2 separate regions of the Homo sapiens genome follow, and region 1 is linked to region 2. The links are chromatin loops, found by intact Hi-C in ENCODE. Cell type or tissue: endothelial cell of umbilical vein. All regions are shown on one strand. Links, peaks and the distances in the headings refer to the core of each region. The heading gives the core; the rest is flanking DNA.

Evidence for each region. A loop is a pair of places that touch in the nucleus more often than their neighbours do. Peaks named below come from ENCODE experiments on the same cell type or tissue, not always from the same donor. Only the 100,000 strongest peaks of a DNase experiment are listed, where the experiment ranks them.
Region 1: a loop joins it to region 2, with 1.9 times the contacts of the local background. A loop is called at or near these places in 2 of 110 quality-filtered maps.

The regions. Positions count from the first base shown.
Region 1 is chr7:74,092,466-74,095,361 of GRCh38, reverse strand. All of the region lies in intron 2 of LIMK1 (LIM domain kinase 1), which reads right to left. Among named protein-coding and RNA genes, the nearest start is that of LIMK1, 10 kb to the right of the region's middle. RefSeq lists enhancers at 407-947, 1,127-1,336, 1,997-2,106, 2,030-2,571. In endothelial cell of umbilical vein, for the core only: no CTCF peak of the experiment used is centred there; a DNase peak (open chromatin) is centred at 1,081; H3K4me3 peaks cover 661 bases; H3K27ac peaks cover 2,500 bases.
Region 2 is chr7:74,274,125-74,277,023 of GRCh38, reverse strand. No RefSeq gene overlaps it. Among named protein-coding and RNA genes, the nearest start is that of CLIP2, 14 kb to the left of the region's middle. RefSeq lists enhancers at 2,342-2,411, 2,702-2,751. In endothelial cell of umbilical vein, for the core only: a CTCF peak has its summit at 1,539 (motif pointing left); no DNase peak of the experiment used is centred there.

The DNA.
Region 1 (2,896 bases), core at 1-2,500, 180 kb after region 2:
GGGTCCTGCTGTGGGGGGGCATGTCTGGGTCAGGGTACAGACCCACACAGAGAACAGGCTAGGGGGTCCGTCCCGCTCTGCCACTGTTTGGGTGCTATGTGTCGGTCACACAGGGACAGAAGAACCAGGCTCCAAAGGGCCACAATCTAGGAGAGAGGCAGGTAGGAAAGACTGGGACCTGGATGAGATGAGGGACCTTAAGGGCTGTTTCCTACCCAGGAAACTCTCCACAGCCTGGGGCCTGCATGGGTATCACTCATGGGCTGTCTGCTAATGCTAATTAACTGTAACTAGGGAACTGGGGTTGAGGAGGGGAGTTCAGCAGTAAGCTGGTGGGACACTGTCCCTTTAAGAGGATCCAGCCACTTCCCCTTTGTCTGGGAGCCTAGGGGAAGGGGTGGGAGTAAAGGGGGAGCAGAAAATGCCAGGGTTTGGAAGCATGTGGGTGAGGGGTGCATCCAGGAAGGGAGGCCTGGTGCATTCCTCCATGGGGGTGGGGAATGCGGAGGCTGGGCCACCGGAGGTGGTGGCGGTGGCAGGGGCGGCAGGAGACGCCACGTCAGGGTCACTGCCCCACTCGGTGCACAGCAGGGGGCCGGCAGTTCACCGGATCACCGCGGGGGTGGGGCGGAGGACGGAAGTTGGTGAGGGGGGTGGTCTACAGGGCACCTCCCGTCCCAGGGCTCTAACCTAATTCGAAAGGGAAAGGAGTGCTGCAGCCGGGAGGCCAGGCCGACTTTGGGTCCTGCCCTCGCAGAAGCCCCCACGCCTGGTGCAGACCAATGACTCGCTTCCTGCCCTTACACCGATCACACATGACCTCGGTCACAGGGGTGCCACATCACAGGAGTGCCCCTCACTCCTGCCTGCAGGAAGCAGGGCCCCCGCATACCTCTGCAGTGGGCGGTGGGTGGGTGGGGGATTAGGAATTGCTGTAACCAAGTGTCCCCATCCCGGGGAGGGAACGCTCTTCCACAACCTGGAAACTGCTACTGGTCCATTCACTCGCTCACGCAGAAACTCACAAACCTTCATCACTGTTGCTCACTTTCAGCAGCTGTGAAAGACCCGGCGGTGATGACTCACCCGAGGGTTTGAGTGCACTTGGCTTCCCTCCGGTCACCACTTCCTTGATGCCTGTTCTACCAGACACTAGGTCTGCCCACCAGTGTCTGCCACTGACCTGCCAGCTCCCCGCGGCCCCAGGCTGGGCATCCACAAAGCTTGGCCCAGGAGAGAGCATAAGTGATTCCTGCCGGCGAGGCCCCCGCTGTGCACCCAGCATCCTCAGAACTGCCCCGAGACCCCGTCTCTGCCTCCATTGCAGACAGGGCACCCAGGCCTGGCCCAGGCTGACTTGGTGGCTCAGTGGCTGGGGCTCGGGGCCTCAGTGAACCTTTGCGGATGGAGAGCACGCCGGAGTTCCTGTCCCTGCCCCTGCCCCGCCCCTCACCCCTCAGGCCTGCATTCTGGCAGGAGCTAGAGGCTGACGGGCCTGGCTCTCTTGAGTGCCCCACACAGAGTGCCTGACTGTCCCTAAGAAGGATGTCAAGGGAGGTGCGCCAGGTACTGAGGCTGTGCAGAGCTGCCCTGGGGACAGCCAGAGAGGAACTCCCTCGGGGGAGAGCCATGCCCTGGCCCCACTCCAGGGTACCCCTCCCTGAGAGCAGGGTAGGACAAAGCCAGGCTGGGGCAGGAGAAGGGGGAGGCACCCGGAGGGCATGAAAGGGGTGCTCTGCAGCCCAGGTGGCTGGCTGGGCTGGGAGACAGCGGTGGCTTCCATAATGACAGGAGTGGAGAATCATCGTTCTACCCAGGGCCACATCCCTGGCCACCAGGTGTGAAGAAACAGCAGGTGGAGGACCGGCCTCATGGGGAGACTGTCCTGGAAGGACCCACAGCTTTGGCAGTGGCCTGCTCCCAGGCTGCAGCCGACAGTAACCAAGGAGTTTCAGTTCTGCCCCAGAGCCTGGACCTAGGTGGGTCGGCTTCCAGCCCCAGGCCTTACACCAGGGGCCCTGCCTGGAGCCCAGGACAAGTAGGGAGGGGGATTCCCACTTACTTAGCCCTCTGGAGGAAGCGGCGTCTTCTTGGGGCTGAAGCCAACAGCATCCTCTGTGGCTACACTGGGGGCTCTGGAGGTCTAAGGGAGGGCAGGGGTGGCCAGACCAGCTGCTTCCCCATCCTCCCTCAGGGGCTCAGGATTGGAGGCTGCAGAGGGTGGGGCCAGCGTGGCTGCAGCGCACAGGAGGAGGCTGCAGCCGCGTGGGTGCCAGGGGACTTGGTCTGAGCCTGCAACAGGAAGTGGCTGAAGCACCCTTTGCCTGGGCTTTGGTGCGGGTGGGGAGCGAGCGATCTAGGCTTGGACCCCAGGCAGGGAGCCTGTGGCCCGTCCCTGGCCCTCAGTCCTGAACACACGCTGTAGGCTCCTCAGCCTCGGCCCTGGCAACGGCACTGAAGGCCTCAGGCTTCTCTGGGGACAGGGACAAGCTCAAAAGCAGCTGCCTCTTCCACTGCTGCCCCCAAGGGAACAGAGGTCGACTTCCTATGGACAGTTTGTCTTCGCCAAAAAGGTCCCCTGAAGAAAGGGAGGTTGCATCCCGCCGCTGCTCCAACCCCACAGGCCAGCAGCATGCTCAGCCCTCCTTGCCCAGGGCCAGCCCACCCAGCTGCCAAGGAGATGCTACCAGGGATGCGGCAGCCCTGGGGGTTGTGCACAGGAGGCTTCCTGGAGGGGACCTCGCAGAGGCAGTATGTGAGCCAAAGGGAAGCCTGGACCAGTCCAAGCCTGGTCATAACCTTCCGGGAGGCAGGGCCTGCAAGGGGCTGGGAGGTCAGAACACAGAAAGGGGCAGGCCCCGGAGTGACAACCCTCAGGGCTAATACCAGAGGTCCC
Region 2 (2,899 bases), core at 211-2,710:
TCAGGAAGGAAGCACTGGGGCTGGAGACCGATGGTCCCTCTGGTCCCTTTGCCCTGGGTTTGGGATTCGCACCCAGGAGACCCATGGAATCACTGAGACCCCAGTCACAGCAGGGGCTCCAGGTGGGTGAAGGGGGCGGTGGGGTCTCTAAACCAGGGTACGGATGGGTTGAGGGGTTTCTTGTTCAGGGTGAGGGCAGGGTGGAGGTCTCTAAGTCAGGGTGGGGTGGGGTGGGGTGTAGTCCTGGTCTCTGTCCCCCACTCCTTTGGGTGACTTTTATACAGGTTTCTTCCCCCAGCGTGCTGGTCCTAGGTTTGGAAGATGAGGTGGGGGAGGTGCACGTGTATGGTAAATTGCTTTTGGTTTTGATTACAAAATAACGTACATATGAAGTGGCTCTCCAATGTATAGGCATGACTTCAGGATAAGAAAATAAACACCTATGTGAAGGACGCCTGGCTCAAGAAATAGAACTTTCCAGGTATCTTGGAATCCCCTAGTTTCCCCTCTCCATTCCCTCCCCTCCCTAAACATACCTGCTTAGCTGAATTTTGGTTTTCTTCCCTTTTCTTTTCTTTCTTTTTTATTTTATTTTTATTTATTTATTTATTTTGAGTCAGAGTCTTGCTCTGTCGCCCAGGCTGGAATACAGTGGCACGATCTCGGCTCACTGCAATCTCCGTCTCCCGGGTTCAAGCAATTCTCCTGCCCCAGCCTCCCGAGTAGCTGGGACTACAGGCATGTGCCACCACGCCCAGCTAATTTTTGTATTTTTAGTAGAGATGGGGTTTCACCATGTTGGCCAGGCTGGTCTCGAACTCCTGGCCTCAAGCAGCTCTCCTGCGTCAGCCTCACAAATAGCTGGGACTAGAGGCATGAGCTACCACACCCAGCTGCTGCTTTTTTTTTTTCCTGATAAAATTAAGTTTGTTCACTTTACAAAGTGAGCTTCACTTTGCAAAGTGATCCTTCACTTTGCAAAGTAATTTCAGAAGAGTGGTAAATAAGCTGTAGTTATGAATTTAAAATACAGATTTATTTTTAATCCAAGTTTTCAGGGAAAGTAACTTAGAGTGAGACATGCTTGCTTTAAATAACAAATCTATAAATGACACAAATCAGTATGTTAGGATGCTAGAGGACCCTGGAACATTTCAATTCAATTTCTTCATTTTAGGAAATAGGGAACTGAAGGTTATCTCTGGCAATCTGGAGAGGCCAGGAACCCACCGCAGGCCCCCTGGAGATGGAGAGGGAAACAGGCGGGTAAAGAAAGCCCCTCTACTTAGATGGGCTTCTTGGACCTGAACAGCTGCATGTCTGGATGTGGTGGGCTGTGAAATGATCCCTGCCTTGCTGGGTGGTGGGGGTGGAGGTGGCAGCCAGCTCAGCTTGGGACTTGTCTCCAAGGACCAGCTGTGCCCCTGGGTCCTGGCCTCCTGCACCTTTGGGTCCCACCAGTGAGCCTGGCTCTGCAGGTCACCTGCGCTCGGCGTGCCCTTGGCCCTGGTCTCCCACCCTGCATGTGCCCTGCTGGCAGCCACCCACAGTGTCCCCTGCAGGCAGGTGCGTGTCCCTGCAAGCACAACCCAAGCTTTTCTTCCAAAGTCATATTCCAGCCTTCTTAAAATGTGGGTTAGGGCCAGGCACCGTGGCTCACGCCTGTAATCCCAGCACTTTGGGAGGCCAAGGCGGGTGGACCACAAGGTCAGGAAATCGAGACCATCCTGGCCAACATGGTGAAACCCCGTCTCTACTAAAACACACACACAAAAAATTAGCTGGGCATGGTGGTGTGTGCCTGTAGTCCCAGCTACTAGGGAGGCTGAGGCAGGGGAATCGCTTGACCCTGGGAGGCTGAGGTTGCAGTGAGCCGAGATCGCGTCACTGCACTCCAGCCTCGGCGACAGAGCAAGACTGCGTCTCAAAAAAAAAAAAAAAAAAGTGGAATTGGGGTCGGGCGCCGTGGCTCATGCCTGTAATCCCAGCACTTTGGGAGGCCAAGGGGGCAGATCACTTGAGGTCAGGAGTTTGAGACCACCCTGGGCAACATGGTGAAACCCTGTCTACTAAAAATACAAAAATAAGCCGGGCATGGTGGCACACACTGTAGTCCCAGCTACTCAGGAGGCTGAGGCAGAAGAATCGCTTGGACCTGGGAGGCAGAGGTTGCAGTGAGCCGAGATGGTGCCACTGCACTTACTCTGGGCAACAGAGCGAGATTCTGTCTAAAAAAAAAAAAAAAATCCTGTTTCCCCAGGAAACCCCTCTTCCATGGCTGCAACTGGTTCTCCGGAATACTCCTTCCTTCTCCTACCCACAGTCCAACCAGGCTGAGGCCACAGATACTTGGAACTCCTCATCCCTGTCCTTACTTTTTTTGCCTCAAGTAAGAAATCAGATGACACATCAGACCCAGGTCCCGGGGAACTCCCTGGGAAATCAGACACTGGCAGCCCAAGGGTGTTTTTTTTTGTTTTGTTTTGTTTTGAGACGGAGTCTCGCTCTGTCGCCCAGGCTGGAGTGCAGTGGTGCCATCTCAGCTCACTGCAACCTCTGCCTTCTGGGTTCAAGCGATTCTCCTGCCTCAGCCTCCTGATGCACGCCACCATGCCTGGCTAATTTTTTGTATTTTTAATAGAGACGGGTTTCACCGTGTTAGCCAGGATGGTCTCCATCTCCTGACCTTGTGATCCGCCCACCTCGGCCTCTCAAAGTGCTGGGATTACAGGTGTGAGCCACTGTGCCCAGCCCCAAGGGTGTTTTTTTAAAGACAGAGGATATGGGATGGGGTGGTGCAGCTTTGCTCAGAATCCTCATCCTCAAGGTCAAAAAAATAAGAAAAAAAATTGAGTTAAGTCCAGGCGTGGTGGCTCATGCCTATAATCCCAACACTTTG